Regions from separate parts of the Homo sapiens genome. Here region 1 is linked to region 2. A link is a contact called in ENCODE Hi-C data. All regions are on one chromosome and are shown on one strand. The core of a region is the stretch at or near the end of the contact, and the rest is flanking DNA. Distances in the headings are between cores, read along the strand shown.

Region 1 (6,782 bases), core at 3,169-5,668, 460 kb after region 2:
TTTTGCTTTTTGACTTAGGATAGTTCTGAACTGGTGAGGTGTGCTCACAATGAGGTTTCCTCTAAAAGTTATTTTTCTACTTTCTTCTGTTAGTAAAGCAGTTGCCGCTATAGATTGAGTGCATTTGGGCCATCTGCTGGTTACTGGGTTAAGGATTTTTGATAGGAAGGCTACAGATTGTCAGTGGCCTCAGTGCTTTCGGGCTACACCCTTGTTTACACTGACAAAGAGGTGGTATTGGAGTGTTATAGGGTCACAGAGAAGACCTTCAATTATCAACTATAGGTTTTAAATTTACCCTGGCTTTTAAAGGAATAGGGTACACTGTTTTTTTCTTTACTACTTCTATTTTTCTCTTTCTTTCTCTTTGACTTTCTCTCTTTCTCTCTTTGACTCCCTCTTTGTCTCTCTGCCTCTTTCCCCTCTCTCTCTGCCTCTCTTTCCCCTCTCTCTCTCTGCCTCTTCCCCCCCCCACACACCTCTCTTTCCCCTCTCTCTCTCCCTCTTTCCCCTCTCTGTCTCTCTCTGCCTCTTCCCCCCCACACACCTCTCTTTCCCCTCTCTCTCTGCCTCTTTCCCCTCTCTGTCTCTCTCTGCCTCTATCCCCTCTCTGTCTCTCTCTGCCTCTCTTCCCCCCCACCGCGTCTTTCCCTCTCTCTCTGTCTCTGCCTCTCTTTCCCTCTCTCCTCTCTGTCTCTATCTCGCTCTCCTCTCTGTCTGTCTCTCTCTGTCTCTCTCTCTCTTCCCCTAGGGTAGGGACCTACGGGAGTGGAACTACTCTCTCTTCCCCCAAGAAGAAAGGAAAGGGCAGCGGGGGGGTTGTGTCAGGTTCAACCCTTGAAATTAGCAGAAGGCTCAACCCCTCAACACCAGGGATGTCTCACCTTGCCCGTCCTGGAAGGCTCAACCCCTCAAGCCAGGGGGTGTCTTGCCTGTCCTGGAAGGCTCAACCCCTCAAACCAGGGGGCATCTTGCCTTGTTTGCCCTGGAAGGCTCAACCCCTCAAACTAGGGGGTGTCTTGCCTGTCCTGGAAGGCTCAACCCCTCAAACCAGGGGTGTCTTGCCTGTCCTGGAAGGTTGATCTGTTTCTCCCCTTTTCCCCCTCTGAAGGTCCTTTGCACACTTCCTACTCATGCTGCCCTCTCTGGCTGCTCCCCCAAGGTAGAATCAGGCCCTTCTTAGTGTTGGCATGCCAGTATAAATCCTATGGCAGGATCCGCCCTAAGCCATATGAGGTAGCTGTGGAACTGCAGAGAGGACCCACTCACTCCGTCGAGCAGTAGGACTTGTCACCATCCACATGAATAACACCACAAGCAGGGTTGTTGGTGATCATTCACACACACACACATTTAGCCCTCCAGAATTTGACCACCAAGGAAGTACTTTACGGGCTCCCATGGCATCTCCTTCCTTGGTCTGTGCAGAGTCATCACTGCAGTATGTGAGGATCATTTAAGCTAGGTTGCTGGCCAGTACCCCCTCTCCCTGACCCCTCGTGTTGTTAAGAGCTCAGGTTATTCCTCACACTGGGTGGGTCTTGATTTCTCACCCCTGAGGCCGCCACAATAGGGCCGGGTGCACCTCCTCACGAGAGAGAACCAGAGACAGTCCTGGAGGGGAATGTAATCCTGGACGAGCCCCCCAAATTGTTATATATAAAGTTTTGGTGCCACAAAAGAAATAGCATTCAAATATAAAATTTTCTTTTTAATTCTCAGCAAGGCAAGTTACTTCTATATAGAAGGGTGTGCCCTTACAGATGGAACAATGGTGAATGCACACTTGGACAAGGGAGGGGAAGGGGTTCTTATCCCTGGTGTACGTGGTCCCTGCTGCTGTGTCATTCCCCTATTGGCTAGGGTTAGACCACACAGGTTAAACTAATTCCGATTGGCTAATTTAAAGAGAATGATGGGGTGAGTGCTTTGGCAGGAGTCAGGGCAGAAGAGCAGGTAGCAGGTAATTGGAATGATTTCGGGTGGAGCAGGTGATCAGAATGAGTCAGGGTGGAGTAGGTAATCGAAAAAGGTTGCTTTATGAGGAAGTTAAGTTTAAAAGTAGAAGGCAAATAACTGAATATACTGACATATTAATTCTCTGAAAAGAAATTTAGAACTCATATCTAACAGGAGAGAGTGGCATGACATATTTAAAATGCTGAAGGGGAAAAAACTTTACCTAGACTAGTATATCTAGTAAAAATATCTTTCAAACATGAAGGAAAAAGAAAGATTTTTCCAGACAAACAAAAGTTGAGCAGTTTCATTAACATCACACTTGTCCTACAAAAAAATGCTGAAGAGAGTCCTTAAACTAGAAAGAAAAGGACGTTGAGCAATAAGAAATCAGCCACCATACCTGGCTTCATTGTAGTTTTGATTTGCATTTCTCTGATGATCAGTGATGTTGAGCACCTTGTCATATACCTGTTTGCCATCTGTATGTCTTCTTTTGAGAAGTATCTATTCAGATCTTTTGTCCGTTGTTAAATTGGACTATTAGGTTTTTTCCTGTAGAGTTATTTGAGCTCATTATAATCCCAGCACACAGGCAACCAAAGCAAAAATTGACAAAATGGGATCACATTAAGTTTAAAATCTTCTGCACAGCAAAAGAAACAATTAGCAAAGTGAAGAGACAACCCACAGAATGGGAGAAAATATCTGCAAACTGTCCATCTGACAAAGGATTAATAACCAGTCCCAAACAAAAGAACTGCTTTTGAAAGAAATTTAACAACCTACCTGCAGAGAACTAAGGCTTGTAAATCTGAGTGTCAGCACTTAGAGTAAAACCCACTTAATTTTAAATTTGGGGGGCTTGAGTTTGCCTGCAAGTTTCTTGTACATCCTAGGGTGAAATTTGTTAAAAAACGTATTCTTTCTACCAACAGAGAACTCATGGTTTCCCATTCAAGGGAGTGGCCTGTTAGGAAAACAAAATTAACCAAAAGAAATGAAATCTACTCCAGCAACCTATAATAATCAAACTATTATTTTACTTATATTTTTAAGTGGACTAGAGGGAAACAAGTAGCATAAAAAGGTGGATGAGGATGAACAAATAGAATAACTGACCCTGGAAGCTGGGTGTGGTTCCCAGCTACTTAGGAGGCTAAGGCAAGAGGATCACTTGAGCCCATGAGTTCAAGGCTATAGTGCACCATTACTGCACCTGAGAACAGCCACTGCACTCTACCCTGGGCAACTTAGCAATATCCCATCTTAAAAAAAAATACCTGAACCTAGAATAAACAAATTATATTTCAGGGAAGAGAAAAGAAAAGAACTTTAAAACATTTTTATGACTAGTCTCAGAGAAAAGAAACAATTACATATATAAAATAAGAATAGGTTGCTTTAAAAGGGGGAAAGAAGAAAAATATCTAAGAACAACAACAAAATAGAATTTGGGAAATCAAAAATGGGATTGCTAATATTTTTTTAAAACCCATTAAAGGATTAAAATCTCTCCTGGACCATAAAACAAAAAGACACAGAGACAGAAAATATTAGAGAAATAATTTGTTTTTAAACAGAGGATCAAACTAGAAAGGTTTAGTTACAGAGAAGAGAAATCCCTTTAAAATTCTTATAGAGATAAAAATAAGATATTAACAAAAATGGGAAGCAGATTGGTATCGGATTTCTCAAAAGCACCATTGGGTCCTAGAAACCAGTAGGGTCATACCTTCAAAGTTCTTAGTGAAAAATATTTTGACCTAGAAATCTGTACCCAGGAAAACTGCAAGTCAAGTAAGAGAGCAAACTTGTTCCTACCCTAGGACCTTTACCCTTGCTGGCAATGTCTGCCCCCAAGTCTTTGCATGGCTTGCTTCTTTTTCATCATTTAATGCTACCTTTTCAGATAAAAGGTCTCTAACACCCCCATCAAGACCCTCTATTCTATTAACCTGTTTTATTTTCCTCACAGCATTTATCACTAAATGGTATTTTTTTCATTTCTTGTTTGTTGTCTACCTCTCTCCACAAGGATGTTGTCTTTTTTCACCACTGTGTCCCTAAGTCCCTGGAACGATCCTTGACATATAATGGGAGCTTCATTATTATTTGTTGAGTGAGTGAAAAAAATGAATGAACGTCTTAGCCAACAGATTATGAGCCTCTACAGTAGAAATTACACCATATTCATCTTCATATTTTTGGAAGTGCCTTGCACAAAGTAGTGCTTAGTAAATCTCTATTGAATTATTAAATGAAGAAATGTTCTTGAATTAGCTAGGTTCTTATCAGCTCAGCAGTTTTGTTTCTGTGGTATTTGTGCCAGGACATTGTCAATTAGTCATATGTAAAACACTTCCATTTCTTGAAGTAAACTGAACCAGAAATCCTTCCTGATTTAAACACTTCATTTTCCCCCATTTTTTGGAAATGCCTCTTAGAAGAAAATCTGGCAGACACAGGAAGCACGTTTAGCAAAGCTCCTTCCTGATGAGCCCACCGCTGAGCTGGGGGTTAGATCCCTTCTCTCTCCCCAGTGACCAGAACTCCCAGTGACAATGCCTTCTAAATCATGATCTGTTAACTAGGAGTGTATTTGTGAGACAAATGAGCAAAGTGCATGAAATTGAAATGGTGCCAGAGATCCAGGATCTCCTTCTGGGGTAAGGCACAATGTAAAACACAGATGTGAAGGGCCAAAAGCCCAAGGAGTGCTTTCTTTTGACAGGCTGCCTGAGGCCAGGGAGCACCTTTATGAGACCAGTGGCCTTGATTTTGGTCAGTTTTGTCAAGAGTGACAAAATTATTTATTTCACTCTTTATTGAAGCCACTTTTTGCTAAATGGGAGGCTGTCTGTGCTTCTTTGGTCTGACTAGCTCTGGTATTAAGTAATCTCTAGGGTCTGTAGCAATAACCAAACAAACTGATGATTTATTGTTTCTTTCTCCTTATGGAAAGGAAGTAAAGTGAAGCTTTAAAGACTAAGTACCAAAAAACCCTATCACAATAAAAAGAAATGTAGAACATCTGCAAGGGCTTTGAAGGCCTCATGATGGCAGGAAAAGCTCTAGCAATGAAGAAAGAAAACACTGTGCCCTACACCTTCAGGATTCAGGCTGTCAGGGTAGCCCTGCTTTCTGGGGCTTGGGCTGATAAGAAGTGGTCTTCCTTTCTGGTGGCTTAGTTTGAGCAGTAGAACTCAAACTCAGATCAATAATTCACTGAGGCTTTATCTGAACCATGAGAATAGCTTTGTTTTCACATGATTAATTGAAGAGAAAGATAAGAAGTGGGAATAAGATTGAGAAGGAAAGATTGCATGGCCCCAGAGAAACCCTCATCACAAAGAGCTGAGCTACTCAGTGTGAATCTGGACTGGGCTAGGAATAAAAGCAGATTTTATGTGTTTTATCCCAATTCTCCTTTGTTTTGTTGTTCCCCGGCCCCTCACTCAACTCTCAAATACCAGTTTTTGATACTGAATGATATTAAGCGTTTAGTGCTAATTTTTAAGTGATACTGGTTTTGATTGTGTTTTAAAATAAGATCTTAACCATTTAGAACTATATATTAAACAGATGAAATTGCATAATGTGACAGATTTATTCTGAGAAGGCAGGGGAAGAGGAGGTTTGGATGAAATTAGACTGGCTATGAATTGACAATTGTTGAAGCTGGGTGATGGGTACACGGGTGCATGGGGGTTTGTTGTCCTATTTATATACTTTAATTGGTGTTTTAAATTTTCCATAATAAAAAATAATTTAAAATATCAGTTTCTGGGAATGGTCCCAGTTAGACCTGTTCCTCCTACTTTTCTAGTCTTGTCTTCAAAGACCTTCCCATCAGTAGCACAAAGATGAAACCTCCCATTATCTAGCAATGGGGATGGTTTGCTTTGAGCCAGCCATACTTTGTGACCAAGGTCACAGATGTGAAGACTCTTGGGTAGATGTAAAGACTGTTGGGTAGACTTCGAGGTGGTTCAATAACATCATGTTGTCTCTAGAGGCAGGTGGACATATAGTGCTGGTAGGAATGTAAAATGGCATAATAACTTTGGAAAACATTTGGCAGTTTCTTAAAAAGTTAAAGATAAATTTTTTATAGGATCCAGTGATTGTACTCCTAGATATGTACAAAGGAAATGAAAGCTTATGTCCATGCAAAGACTTGTACACAGATGTTCCATACAGCCTTGTTTACAATAGTCAAAAACTGGAAACAACCCAAATGTTCAATAAAAGAAAAATTAGTACACAAATTGTGCAATATCAATACAATAGAACACTACTCAGTATTAAAAAAATGAACAATTGATAGATGCAAAAACATGGATGAATCCCAAAGTCATTATGCTAAGTAGAAGAAGCCAGAAAAAAAGAGTACATACTATATGATTCCATTTGTATAAAATCTAAAAATTTCAAATATTCTAAAGTGTCAGAAAGCAGATTAGTGGTTGCCTGAGGACCAGGGGAAGGGAGAAGTGGGAAGGTGGGGAGGAGGAATTCAAAGGGGCACGAGAAACCTAGGAATAATGAATATTTCACTAACTTGAGTATGGTGATGGTTTCACAGATATGTGTGTGTATGCGTGTGTGTGTATGTCTAGTATATAGTTGTATACTTTAAATATGTGTGATTTTAGGGGGATAGTGACTGAAAGGGGACATAGGGTGGTTTATGGGTGCTGAGAATATTCAATTTATTTGTTCTGGGTATTTGTTCCATTAGTGTGATTACTTTGGGAAAATTCATCAACATATATCTGTGATTTCTGCATATGTCTTTATGTGTGTTAATAATTAAATGT
Region 2 (6,077 bases), core at 2,585-5,084:
AGGTTTTTCCCCACACCTCTGAACTCAGGGCCTAGCCACCCCCAAACTTCCAAATCCCACTTTTGTGATATGTGAAGCTACTCATTTCTTACCCTTGGAGGCTGTGTGGGGAATTTCCAGCCCTTTTATGCCTGTGTGATCCCACCCCACCCCCATAGTTGTATAAAGGTCATAGTGAAGAAGCTGGGGGAAGACTGCTTCAGCCAGATCCTGGGGTGGGGTCTTTAGGTTTTCTCACTTTGACAACCCCCGAATGTTTTTATAGTAGTTTTTTTGTATTTTTTTGTAATGACAGTATTATGTAAAAAATAAAGTATTTTAAAAATATGGCATCTGAGCAGGAGCAACAAACCTGGGATGGGGGTGGCTGAGGAGGGCCACTGTCATCCTCCCTCCCGGGCTCTGGTCACCTTTGAGAAGCCCAAGCAGGCCCTCAGTATAAGCTGAAGCTGACCTCTGCCTTCCTCGAAGCCTCCTGGGATTTCTAAAACTTATACTTCAAACACAGCACAGACAGAAAGTACCACTCAGCTATTAGAAGAAACATCTATTTGGGAAGGAAAAATATCCCTGCTCATGAGAGACAGAGACCATTGTCTTCAGATGTGCTAGCATGAAAACAGATTTTCTCTTCTTGTCTAAATTTTCTCTGAGTCAGACAAATTTTCCTTCTAGGAGAAAATTTTTTTCTAGGAGGGGGTGGAGAACTTTTTTTTTTTTTTTTTTTTTTTGACACGGAGTCTTGCTCTGTCGCCCAGGCTGGAGTGCAGTGATGCGATCTTGGTTCACTGCAGCCTCTGTCTCCTAGGTTCAAGCGACTCTCCTGCCTCAGCCTCCGAGTAGCTGGGATTACCGGCATGCACCACCACACCCGGCTAATTTTTGTATTTTTGGTAGAGACAGGGTTTCACCATGTTGCCCAGGCTGGTCTCAAACTCTTGACCTCAAGTGATCCGCCTGCCTTGGCCTCCCAAAGTGCTGGGATTACAAACATGAGCCACTGCTCCTGGCGAGGCTGAAGGACTTTCTGGCTGACTAGAAGAGCTACCCCCAAGTGTTTGGGCCCGGAGTGAGGAGAGTAGCACTCTTGTGCAGGATATTGATTTCACGGAGGATGGTGAGCGAGAAACCACTATCTGGGGGGGGATATCTGTGGTGACGAGGATTTATTTGACTGTAATGTGCTATGTACGATGAACGACTGAATGTACGATGAAAAGTACTGGTCGATATTCCTGTGGGAAGGTATGTTCTTTGGAAGTATGGAGTTGATGTATTATAATTAAGGTTTTATGGTTCTGGCTTATAAGCATGTTCTATGAACAATAGCTGTGAAAAGTGCTTTCATATGTGCTATGTACAGTTAAACACTTATAGTACTATATAATATTCATGGTGGCTAGCAGTAAAAGACAGAGCCTGGACATTGGAGAGGGTAGCCAGAGGTACCTGGCCTCCTTGGCCCACGCTGGTGAGGCCTGGCTATGGACACAGGCTCCCTGAGAAGCACTGAACACAGCTGCAAATCCTCAAATCTCAGTTATCTAGGGATGTCTGTCCTGGCCTCTGACCTGCCTGTGTCTACAGAGACAACTCTGGCCCTCAGGACCTGAGTGGTGGCTGCATGAGGGGGCACTTGTCCCTTTCCTGCGGTCTGGGTAGAAGGAGCCCTATAGTTGAAGAAATGCCCATCTGCGGGCTCTGCCTAGCCCTGGACATCCTCCTGGGGCTGACTTTGAGCATGAATCCCACATCTTCTCCAGGATCAGGCCCATGACAGTCATGCCCTCCTGAGTGCCAGTGTCCCCAGTACTATCCAGACAGCACTGCCTTTAGCTGGGCCAGGCTTAAGCTGACACTAATTGGCTTTTTTCCCCACAATAAAGACACTGAAAAAAACCTCCTCATCCTTTCACCTGAGGTACTTTTGTACCCCGTTCGAAAGGAGAAAATGTGCAGAAACCAGGGGGTCTTGCTTACAAGGGTATCTGCTAATCCCCTGGCCTGAGCAGGGAGATGCCCGCACCCTACATCCCCTACTCAATGCTCTCCTCCTTTGGGGCTCCTAGGGTAGCCTCTCTCTTGACTTGTGGCTAAATTCTTGTCCAGGATTTTTCCTGAGGCCTGAAGATTTGGGATTCTGGTCTGCTGGGCCAAACTGCTCCCTTTGGCCTCTGTGTAGACACACAAGACCTGGGAAATTATCATGTCCTGCTGAGCACACTCTGGGGATAGGATTTTTTTTTTTTTAGACAGAGTTCACTCTTGTTGCCCAGACTGGAGTGCAATGGCATGATCTCGGCTCATCGCAACCTCCGCCTCCCAGGTTCAAGCGATTCTCTGGCCTCAGCCTCCTAAGTAGCTGGGATTATAGGCGCCCACCATCACACCTGGCTAATTTTTGTATTTTTTAGTAGAGACGGGTTTTCACCATGTTGGCCAGGCTGGTCTTGAACTCCTGACCTCAGGTGACCCTTGGCCTCCCAAAGTGCTGGGATTACAGATGTGAGCCACCGCGCCCAGCCGGGAATAGGATTTTGAGAGCCTAGAAGCAAGGCTATCTGAGGCAAGGGACACTTCAATGAGAAAGTCCTAAGGCTGACTGCAACCTTACCTGCAATTTGAACCTTACCCTTCTTAGAGACTGCATGAGGAATTTCTGCTATTGTGATGCCTGTGTAACCATCCCTAGAGACAGGCATGCATGCACAGAGCTGTAGAAAAGTCAAGATAGTAAAAGAGCTGTGGGAGAGACTAGTTCAATCTGGTCCTGAGGGGTTGGGGTCTTTATCGGGTTTTCTCACATTGATAAGCCCTTGAATGTTTTTATAGTAGGGGTGTGTGTGTATGTGTGTGTGATTTTGTAATGACAGTACTATGACAATCATTTGCTCATCTTGTATGACAGTAATATCCCCTTAAGGCTTGGCCATCCTGGATCTTGGGCAACCAGTATTCTTGGTTGGGGAGTATTCCTTAGTCACCGGAGCTCCTTGACTACTCAGATAGGCATTTATCTCCTGGACATCTTCCTGTTGTGGCTTAGGAACTGAAGTCTCTTTGGACTTCCTACCTCCCTGTCTTCTTCGGCTCTTAAAGAAATACCTAATCTCCCATATCCTTTTCCTAAAGAAAAAACTCCAAGAAGATGCTATGCTCTGTGGTGAGCCCCTTCTGCCTCCAGACAATGCTCCTCCATGGCCAGAGTCTGTTGGGATACAACTCCACTCTCATCTGTTGGGTGTGTCCTGCCTTTGTCTAACTTGAAGTAACTCTGGACTGCCTCTCTTGGCCCTCAAATAGTCCCACTCTGACACGACTTGTCCATGGAGAGGGCAAAAGGAGCTAAAAAGTTTGTTTGCTCTCCTCCTTGAACTCAGGGTCCTCTGGACTTCCTTGCTCACAGTTGAGGAGGCAGGGAAAGGACTTCCAGGGTGGGGGTTGAATTTCTTGTGATCAGCTTATCTCCCGACCTGCCTGTTTGTTTCAAGGAACTAAGCAACCTCAATTTAGCCATCCCTGAAACATGGGTGGCTGAGGGATAAAGGTGGACTTGGGAAAGGAGCCATGATTGGGTCTCTATCACCTTAAGTTTTACAGATTCAGAGACTTTAAAGAGGTAAACTCTATCTCTGCCATGCTCAAAACCATACCACTTAGGCTTCTAGTGCCTGTGTAGCACCTGCATCAAGAAAGGAAAGCTTCCAAGAGGTATTTAGGCAGTGTTCCTGCACTGAGGGTGCCAAATTTCCAGTTTTCAAGTAGCTATAGGACTTCCCAGAAGGGAGCAATATATCACTGTCAGCAAGCTATGAACAACACACATATATAGGCCACCTGCCCAAGTGAACTTTCAGGGTGTTTTCCAGTTGCTTCCAGTCTAGGTTCTCTCTTGAATGCATTTATGTCATTTCCTGACCCATTCCTTGAGTGACTCAACAAGTCATTTTTTTTGGTCTCCTCTGATGAATCAGCCCCCAAAACCCCTACTGAGTAGCTTTCTGAACACCTTGATAGGTTACCTTTGGGACTCTTTCTCAGGCTATGCCTCAGACCCTTCCCTAGGTCATTCTGAAACTTGGCGGGGGGCCCCTCATATGGAAGCTTCTTGGGTGCCCAATCAATTCTTCCTTAGACCCTTGCTGCTTTGACCCATAAGTACCTTGAGGGCTGTAAGAATCTATGATTGTTCCTTAGCTGAGATGTGTCTGTTATTTGCCCTGAGGCTGCATCGGCACCAAAAGCTCTTGGATCCTCTAGGCCAGGACCCACTAGTGCTACATGAGCCTCTTTCAAAAGCAGTGCTCTAGTTGGTTCCAAATATTATTGCTTATAGGAAATTCTCTAGGAAGAATAGAAAATGGCACATAGTCCTGGGAGGCCAGGCTGTACTGAACAAGGTTGGGAGATGGAAGACAAAATTCTTCCTAAGATCTCTGAATTACAGAGTAAAAACTAGAAATTCTCAACAAATGTTGAGCTTCAATTGGGGTGACAGACTATACCTCATTCTGCGTCCTAGGAAAGGATACCCCAGAAGCCTTAATCTGGGGTGAAAAAGAAAGTAATAGGAGCAGGAATGAGGATTGAAGGTGGGCCCAAGGTAGGTGCTGGGATGAAACAGAGTTTGGGGCTGGGGGAGCAGTGGGGAACCTTTAGCCTGTATTTAAACCAGAAAGTGAAAGTGGGCATTAGAGATTCTACTGACTAAAACAAAGAGAGACTCCAGTGCAAAATAATCACCAGAAGTCAGGACAGTAGCCACCAGGGCCTCACTGTGCAGAGGTGAGACTCCAGGAGAGATGGTTCCATCCCCCAAGATTTTGGAATTTGGGAGCTGCTGAGGATGTGCAGCTGCTCTGGTTTGTCTTTGGTGCTCCACAGTGGTTGGGAGCCTATGTTGTCCTGTATGCCAGCAAGTGACTCTAAAATAGTTCCAGAAAAATTTATGTATATACCCCTCCAGCAAAGACTGGTAGACTCATTGGGTGCAATCACTTAATGAAACCTCTGTCTAGTCTTTGGCTAAGCTAGCCAAGCAGACACTTCAGTGGCCACACACAACAAAAAAAAATACACAATTTACACAATTAGTAAAGTCACGACACAAGCAAACAACAATGACAAATAGCAACAACAAAGCTTGGGGTCGGGGTGGGGAGTCTGATTTCCAGAAATGCCACATTATACTTGCCAGGCCTCTGAGCCCAAGCTAAGCCATCATATCCCCTGTGACCTGCATGTACACATCCAGATGGCCGGTTCCTGCCTTAACTGATGACATTCCACCACAAAAGAAATGAAAGTGGCCTGTTCCTGCCTTAACTGATGACATTATCTTGTGAAATTCCTTCTCCTGGCTCATCCTGGCTCAAAAGCTCCCCTACTGAGCACCTTGTGACCGCCCCCCCTGCCCGCCAGAGAACAACCCCCCTTTGACTGTAATTTTCCTTTACCTACCCAAATCTTATAAAACGGCCCCACCCCTATCTCCCTTGGCTGACTCTCTTTTCGGACTCAGCCCGCCTGCACCTAGGTGAAATAAACAGCCTTGTTGCTCACACAAAGCCTGTTTGGTGGTCTCTTCACACAGACGCGCATGAAATTTGGTGCTGTGACTCAGATTGGAGGACCTCCCTTGGGAGATCAATCCCCTGTCCTCCTGCTCTTTGCTCTGTGAAAAAGATCCACCTACGACCTCGGGTCCTCAGACCCACCAGCCCAAGGAACATCTCGCCAATTTTAAATCGGGTAAGCGGCCTCTTCTTACTCTCTTCTCCAACCTCTCTCACTATCCCTCAACCACTTTCTCCTTTCAATCTTGGCGCCACCCTTCAATCTCTCCCTCTCTTACTTTCAATTCCTTTCATTTTCTGGTAGAGACAAAGGAGACACATTTTATCCTTGGACCCAAAACTCTGGCGCCAGTCACGGACTAAGGAAGGCAGCCTTCCCTTGGTGTTTAATCATTGCAGGGACACCTCTCTGATTTTTCACCCATGTTTCAGAGGTGTCTGACCACATGGGGACACCTGCCTTGGTCCTTCACCCTTAGCAGCAAGTACTGCTTTTCTAGG

The links. Hi-C counts contacts between places; a loop is a spot of excess contacts on that map. Pooled maps may share reads with other maps.
Region 1: a loop to region 2 is called in a map of heart right ventricle, with 8 times the contacts of the local background. The contact joins two enhancer-like sites. A Hi-C loop is called at or near these places in 2 of 168 maps with a recorded cell type or tissue (heart right ventricle and mammary epithelial cell) and 7 of 50 pooled maps.

The regions. Positions count from the first base shown.
Region 1 is chr9:35,459,958-35,466,739 of GRCh38, forward strand. It overlaps the pseudogene ATP8B5P. Among named protein-coding and RNA genes, the nearest start is that of RUSC2, 27 kb to the right of the region's middle. Within about 2 kb of position 4,419, at least 2 of the 41 ENCODE cell types and tissues checked have a DNase peak (open chromatin) inside an H3K27ac peak, as active enhancers do.
Region 2 is chr9:34,998,102-35,004,178 of GRCh38, forward strand. DNAJB5 (DnaJ heat shock protein family (Hsp40) member B5) reads left to right here. Exons shown (of 5, transcript NM_001349723.3): 5 at 1-327. It also overlaps the pseudogene LOC100420114. Among named protein-coding and RNA genes, the nearest start is that of DNAJB5, 11 kb to the left of the region's middle. RefSeq lists an enhancer at 5,223-5,723. Within about 2 kb of position 3,835, at least 3 of the 41 ENCODE cell types and tissues checked have a DNase peak (open chromatin) inside an H3K27ac peak, as active enhancers do.